2 separate regions of the Homo sapiens genome follow, and region 2 is linked to region 1. A link is a contact called in ENCODE Hi-C data. All regions are on one chromosome and are shown on one strand. The core of a region is the stretch at or near the end of the contact, and the rest is flanking DNA. Distances in the headings are between cores, read along the strand shown. Region 1 overlaps LOC105373611 (a long non-coding RNA gene). Region 2 overlaps LOC105373611 (a long non-coding RNA gene).

Region 1 (3,459 bases), core at 688-3,187:
TAATACTGTTAAAGGGCCAAAGGCTTTTTTTATGGTTCTGCCCACTGTGTGGTCTCAGGTAAGCAACTTACATTCAGTGAGCCTCAGGTTTCTTACTCATTAGGTAGGAATATGCCATCCATCCAGCAGGGTAAGATGGATGTGAGCTACGGGTAGCATGGATGCCCTGGGCATCAGCATCAGGAATGTTCATTTTCTGCCTTCCTTTCCTTTCACCCCAGCATCCCGGTCTTGAGCCCCTGTTGCTCCACCCCCCATAGTCCAGTCAAAGCTCTATCCCACCCCACCCCCAAAAGCCTCCCTGATAACTCAGCACAGACATGGTGGCCCCCTGAAACTCCATGGAGAACATGCATCTGAGCACTGGGTCACATACCCTTGCTCCTCTAAAGAATTCTCCCGGCACAGAGGAGGCATCAGTGATTCTGTGCTGAATACATGAACTGAAAAGGCTGAAAAGTCACTGATTCCAGGCTCAGTAAATAGATGACAAGAGAACGATTGGCCTCCCACCCAATGTCCTTGACAGACATAGCTAATCAATCACCACATGCTTCCCTGCCAGGGCCCAGGCTAACCTCATAGGCTCAATAGAGCACCCCAAACAGCCACTACCAAGCAATCACAGTTGGCCAGTTTGTCCATCCCAATTTAGCCATTTACATGCTGAGCCCCAGGGAGAGGGAGAGAGCTCTCCCAGCTAGTTCATGACAGCTCTCCAGACACTCCCTCCATATCCCAGGCTGAGTTCACCTGTGTTGGTCTCATGTCCCTGGACACAGCACATTCTCAAAGGGCCCAGACCAAGTCCCTGCCCCACATGGAATCTAGCTCAAGGCATGTGGTGACCAGAACTCATGTAGCCATTCAGATTTTCAACTCCCAAGAGTGCACATCCTGCATAATCCTGAGACTAAGAATATGATGGACTTTGCTCCTGAGATTAAGTTCTATCATGTGACACACTGACTCTAAGATTGGGAGATGGTTCTGGTGGGCCTGACCTGATTGCATGAGCCATTTATTTATTTATTTATTGAGATGGAGTCTCCCTCTGCTGCCCAGGCTGGAGTGCAGTGGCGCAGTCTCACTGCAACCGCCGCCTCCCGAGTTCAAGCGATTCTTCTGCCTCAGCCTCCCAAGTAGCTGGAACTACAGGCTCGCACCACCTCACCCAGCTAATTTTTGTATTTTTAGTAGAGATGGGGTTTCACCATATTGGCCAAATTGGTCTCAAACTCCTGACCTTGTGATTCACCCTCCTCGGCCTCCCAAGGTGCTGGGATTACAGGCATGAGCCACCACGCCCAGCCCCTGCATGAGCCCTTTAAAGTAGAGAGTGTCCTTCCTCTGCTAGCGACAGAAGAGCAAGTCAGAGCTTGGAAGCATGAGAAGGACTCTCTGTGCCTTTGCTGGCCTGAAGACAGACAGGCCACCTGGCAAACGGTGCAGCAGCCTTCAGAAGCTGAGAGCAGCCCCAGCTGACAGCAGCAAGGGAACAGCACCTTAGTCCTGCAACCACAAAGAACCGAGTCCTGGCAACAAAGAATGAGCTAGGAAGAGTTTTCCCACCCCGCCCCCAGCCTCCAGAAGAGGACTCAGTCCAATCAAAACCTTCATTCTCCCATCGTGATTCCCTGAGCAGGATGCTCAGCCACAGCAAGCTGGACTTTTGACTTACAGAAGGAGGAGCAAAAAAATAGGTGTTTCTTTAAGCTGCTGTGTCCTGGCGATTTGTTACACAGCACAGAAAACTAATCCAGGGCAATGTGCAACGAAGGCTCAAGGAACTCATCTGAAGTGAATGAAATTGGGTCACACTTGATCTGCTGGGGCCAGAGGAGGATCTGCCTTGAACTCAATTCTTTCTCCTTAGACACTAGGAGAAGTGCCAGCGGCTCCACCACCATGTTCTCATCATGCCTTAAGCAAATCTGACTCAACGAAAGAAAATTCTCACTATGCTCCAAGAGCATATTAATAGAAGCAGGAAGGAGAGAAATCCTAGGCAGACAGGGGCAGGTCCCCAGTGAAACCCGACATTCAAGCCAAAAACAGTCTGAAACCCACAGACCAGAGTGAGAACTTCTATTCCTGTTTGCCTGCTCTCTCCCAGTTGGTTCCTTCTGAATAATGCCTTTTAACCAATCGAATGTTGCCTTTTCCAATACTACCTGTGGCCCACCGGCCCCTATGTGGTACCTATAAATACCCTAGACTCAGTCAGTAGAGGGAAGACAGCCTGACTTTGGGGAGGAGACCTCCTGACTTTGGGAGAAGATGACCTGCCCTTCCCATCCCCTCTCTAGCTCCCCTCTCCACTGAGAGCTGTTTTCATCACTCAATAAAATTCTCCACCCTCACCATCCTTCAATCATCAAACGTGACCTCATTCTTCTTGGATGCTGGACAAGAGCTCAGGACCTACCGAGTGCGGGTACCCGGAGAGGCTGTCACACTGGCCCTATGCCCTCACCAGTGGAGGACAGCTGCCCCATGAGATGGGGCAAGGGGCTGACTGAGCTGCTAACGCACCACCATCCATCGGGCTGTGGATGGCAGAACTAAAAGAGCTAATTAGCATGCTAATACCCTCTCTGGGGCTTCAGGGTCATGGCTACCCTTGTCTGGGCGCTGCTGCATTCCCCTCGAAGCCACACACCTGGTCTGGCTGCGGGCCCTGCACAGAGCTTGCTCCTGTGTCAGTGGAGTGGCCGGCTGGATCCTGCACTCACTTGCTCAAGTGCTCCCTCCTGCAAGGGGCTGAGAACAGCGAGCCGAGTAGACCAGGCACCCCTGCCGCGAGTCTGGCGAAGGGGCCAAGAAAAGTCCTGCATTGATATGAACTAGAACCATCCCTGACCAGCTCATCAAAAGCTGCTGTAGATTTTCCTGAGGAGGCAGGAGGTGGCCCCTTTGGCATCTCTGGCCCACTGCAGGGTAAGAAGAAAAGGGAGGAGGCTTTGAGGGACATCAGACTACTTTCTTTTTCACAAAGCTTCAGAATTCCTGTTGCTGAAGCCATCCTTTTAAGCCTTGCACCCCTAACAGTGTCTAGCCCCAGCAGGCTTATCTCAAGCCAGTGTGTTACCTGCCTTGGCACTACCGCCCAAGACCTGCTGTCCTCCACAGAACATAAGCCCCCCATGGGCAGGAGTTACCATCTTGCCCAGTGCCCCATGCCCTTCGCCAGCATACTGCCAGGTGCGTAGGAGGCATCCACAAACACCTCATGGGTTGTAAATGCCTCGGGAGCCAGCAAACCGCACACAACAGCACACAGAAAACACGTGTGAGGTAAACTTCTGAGCGGCCACAGCTGGGGTGAGCGGGAGCACTACAATTCTTACAACTGGTCGTGCATGACCCCAGACTCACACATACACAGGGAAGATCAATCACATGCATTGTCAGCTCTCTCTCACAACACACCACTAAAATGATATCAATAGATTTAAA
Region 2 (3,353 bases), core at 325-2,824, 44 kb before region 1:
ATCAATCTCCCTGAAGGTTAGAGGTTTTCCAAAGATAGTTTAGTGGGCAGGGGACTAAGGTAGGAGGCATGCTGATTGGTTGGGTCGGAGATGAAATCATAGGGAATGGAAGCTGTCCTCTTGTGCTGAGTCGGCTGCTGGGTGGGGCCACAGGACTGGCTTGCAGGTCCAGTCACAGTCATCAGAAATGTGAAAACCTAAAAAGACATCTCAAACGGCCAAACTTAGTGACAGCAGCAGCGGCTCATCTGGAGAGGCCACTGCCATCATGCTGGTTCCAGCAGGGAGGCACAGCTGGGACTGCACACTCCACAGAGCCAGTAGGAGCCAGGGATAAGTGGGAGCCCTGCCCCTTACAAGTTGGTGGGGCGGGAGCTCCCCGGGTGCAGCTACAGCTGCCCAAGTTGTGGCTGCGAAACCAGGCCTCCCTGTGCTCTTGGAGGGACCGGGAGCAGACAGGAGCCCTGCCTTTGCCACAGCTGCAGAGCCAGGCATCTTTGCACTCTCAGGGTCCCGAGAAGGCCCCCTCCTGCCCCTGAAGGCTGAGTTGTCTGCTCCCACTGCCTGGCCTCTCCTGACTCCTGGCTCCCACTCCAATCTTCAAGTGGGGTTGGGGCCAAGCCCAGGCACTGATATAGCCCAGCTGGGTGTGCGCACACTCAGGGCAGTGCTGACACACCAACCCCCTGCTGGCTTGGCCCTCTCTGGACTTTGGGTGCCAAGAAGCATGGGAGGGAAGTTAAGGGTTGGCTGAAGGCAGCTCGGCGATGGCCTACAGGCACCCCTGGCATGAATAGCCTGGGCACTATGAATGGCAGCAGGAGGCAGAGAGGCTCCTGGGTGGATGGGGAAGGGTTCCCAGTGAGGCCCCACCTTCAGGCCAGGGAGGGCCTGAAGACTGGGGGCTGGGCTGCCAGTCCCATGGACCAGAGTGGGAACTTGTGGTGTCTTTCCTGGGCCCGCCCATGGCTACCAACAGCTGACCACAGACCAACTGGCGTGGACTTTCTCCCTTTTGAAGCCCATAAAAGCCCCAGGCTCAGCCAGAGCTGAGCAGACATTGAGACAACCATCTGCAGAGAGGAGCTACTCACTCTAGGAGTCTGCTTGCCTCCTTCTTCCTGGACACAGGACAAGAACTTGGGACCTGCTGAATGGTAGGTCTAAAAGAGTTGTAACATAAACAGGGCTAAAACATGCCTCTTGCTCACCACATTGCAGGTGAGAAGGTGAGAAGAGCTGCAGCCCTTTGGGGAGCCCAGACTAGGAGTTCCTGGAAGTAGGGCTGTGACTCCCTCTTTGGAGCCCTGTAGTTCCTGGATTCTCCAAGCTTCCAGGTGCTACTGTGTTCCCCAGTGGCAGCCGTGGAAGCTGCTTGTGGTGTGCCTGGTCCAGCCACAACCTCACAGAGAGCCAGTGCCCATGCCTGCACCCGGAGCTGCCTACCCTGCTGCAGCAGCCAGTGTGCCTGACTGGGCATGGTGGCTGGACTCCAGGCTCACTCACTTACACACCCCTTATTGCTCCATGCCTGGCTTGCCCTTGGCAGGCATGGGATCCAGGCTGGCAGCATGAGCCAAGCACAGCCTGCTAGGCCAAGTGGGTGGAATGAGCCCAGCAGGCCTGAGCAAAACTTGGGCAAAGGCATCTCCAGCTACAGAGGTTTCCAGCCAGAAAAGTGACATCCCGAAGAGCCCATAACATTTGGTTCTACAATAGTGATGTTATCTGCAAGAATAATTGGGGAAGTTGCAAGTCTTATGACCTCCAGAATAATGAACTGGTAATTATTGAAAATTCAAGCCCCTCTCATCCTCCTAACTTGATGGATTTTCATTAGTTTTACAAGAACAGTTTGGGAGAAGGGTTATTATCATTTAAACTATAAATCAAAAAAAATAAAAATAAAAAAATAAACTATAAATCAAATTCTCACAAAGTTAGCTTGGCCCACACCCACCAAGGAATGAGCAAAGACATAGAAGCAAGATGGAGTCCACCATGTCAGATTTTTCTTACTATCATACATTTGCAAAGGTGGTTTCAGCATGAGGGTGAGGAGCATCCTGAGAAGGCCAGGGCCTCAGAGCAGGAGAAAGGTCAGTCCAGAGGGCCTGAAGGCCCTGCCAGGGATGTGCACTTCATCCTGCAAGTGTAGGGGTGACATGAATCTTCTTAGAGCTACATTACGGATGGGACCAATGTGCCATTCCCCAGGGGACAGATGTGTGAGGTCCTGCTGGTATCCAGGTCATAACCTTCCCCACCCTGCAGGGCAGGGCTCCTAGAAGCCCCCTGGCACTGCACACCCCAGAGATTCATCAGGCAGCAGGACAGATGAGGTCCTGCCCTCTCAGAACCCACAGACAGGGAACAGAAGCAGCAGACTAGCTTGGGGACCATCCTGAGGGGGCAGGTGCTCTTTCTCCTGGAGTGTCCCAGAGTGGTTTCTCAAAGAAGACAGGCAGCACCCAAGCAGCTTCATGGGAAAGTGGGCATCAGGCAGAGGAACCCACAGGGGCAAAGCTGGGTGTGCAGAGTCTCAGTTCTGATGCCAGGGAAAGTGAGAGGGAGGCTGGCGGGTGAAGAAAGCCAGGGGGAGGGTGCCACTCCCATACTGCCCCACAGGGCAAACACTGAGGACAACCTGGCCCAGCCCAGGAAAACAAAGCTCCACCTGCACCCAGGCCTCTGCAGGCAGCTCCTTCCCAGCGCCCAGCACTCACACATCAGGAGGCTGGGACAATTTGGAGGAGTGGGGGCAGGAAGGGGGGCAGCAGGAGGACCCCTTCGGCATTCTGTTCTCTTTTGGTGAGGCCTTTCCTTGCTTAGACCCTAAGCATCCTCCTTTAGTGCTTCACAGATTGAATGTAAAATTCATCAGAGGCTCTCGGTAGATGCCCAGCCCCACACTAAGCCCTATAAGAGGAAAATGCACTCCCCAACCAGTTCATAACATAGTTTTCATCTCACCAGAAGGATAGGTCTCAACTCTGAAAAATTGGAAAATGCAGGAAAATACAAGGAAAATTTGAAAGTGTCTATAATCCTACTTTATTGTTGGTATTTAGGTATTTTCCTACATATACAGATATGCAAAATTATATTCAAATGGTGTTTCTGTGTTTATTTTAATCTATAGAAGCTGGATTTTCTGCCCTTCTAAGTAGCATTGTTTTTTGTTTTGTTTTGTTTATTGCAAGGTAGAGCAGTGAGGAATGGAGGCATAGCTGGCACTTTTGTGACCTTTTAGAACCCTTGGTTTGCAGGCTGATGATAGGTCAGCCTGCACAAAGACCCCTGCCTTGGGGAGGGTGTGGAACCAGACCCCCACCTCTGCTTCCTGAGAAGTG

Evidence for each region. A loop is a pair of places that touch in the nucleus more often than their neighbours do. Pooled maps may share reads with other maps.
Region 2: a loop to region 1 is called in a map of ascending aorta, with 4 times the contacts of the local background. The contact joins two enhancer-like sites. A Hi-C loop is called at or near these places in 3 of 168 maps with a recorded cell type or tissue (aorta, ascending aorta and lower leg skin) and 6 of 50 pooled maps.

Annotation. Positions count from the first base shown.
Region 1 is chr2:128,421,234-128,424,692 of GRCh38, reverse strand. The region is part of intron 1 of LOC105373611 (a long non-coding RNA gene); the gene reads right to left. Among named protein-coding and RNA genes, the nearest start is that of HS6ST1, 100 kb to the right of the region's middle. Within about 2 kb of position 1,937, at least 5 of the 41 ENCODE cell types and tissues checked have a DNase peak (open chromatin) inside an H3K27ac peak, as active enhancers do.
Region 2 is chr2:128,464,697-128,468,049 of GRCh38, reverse strand. All of the region lies in intron 1 of LOC105373611 (a long non-coding RNA gene), which reads right to left. Among named protein-coding and RNA genes, the nearest start is that of HS6ST1, 150 kb to the right of the region's middle. Within about 2 kb of position 1,574, at least 4 of the 41 ENCODE cell types and tissues checked have a DNase peak (open chromatin) inside an H3K27ac peak, as active enhancers do.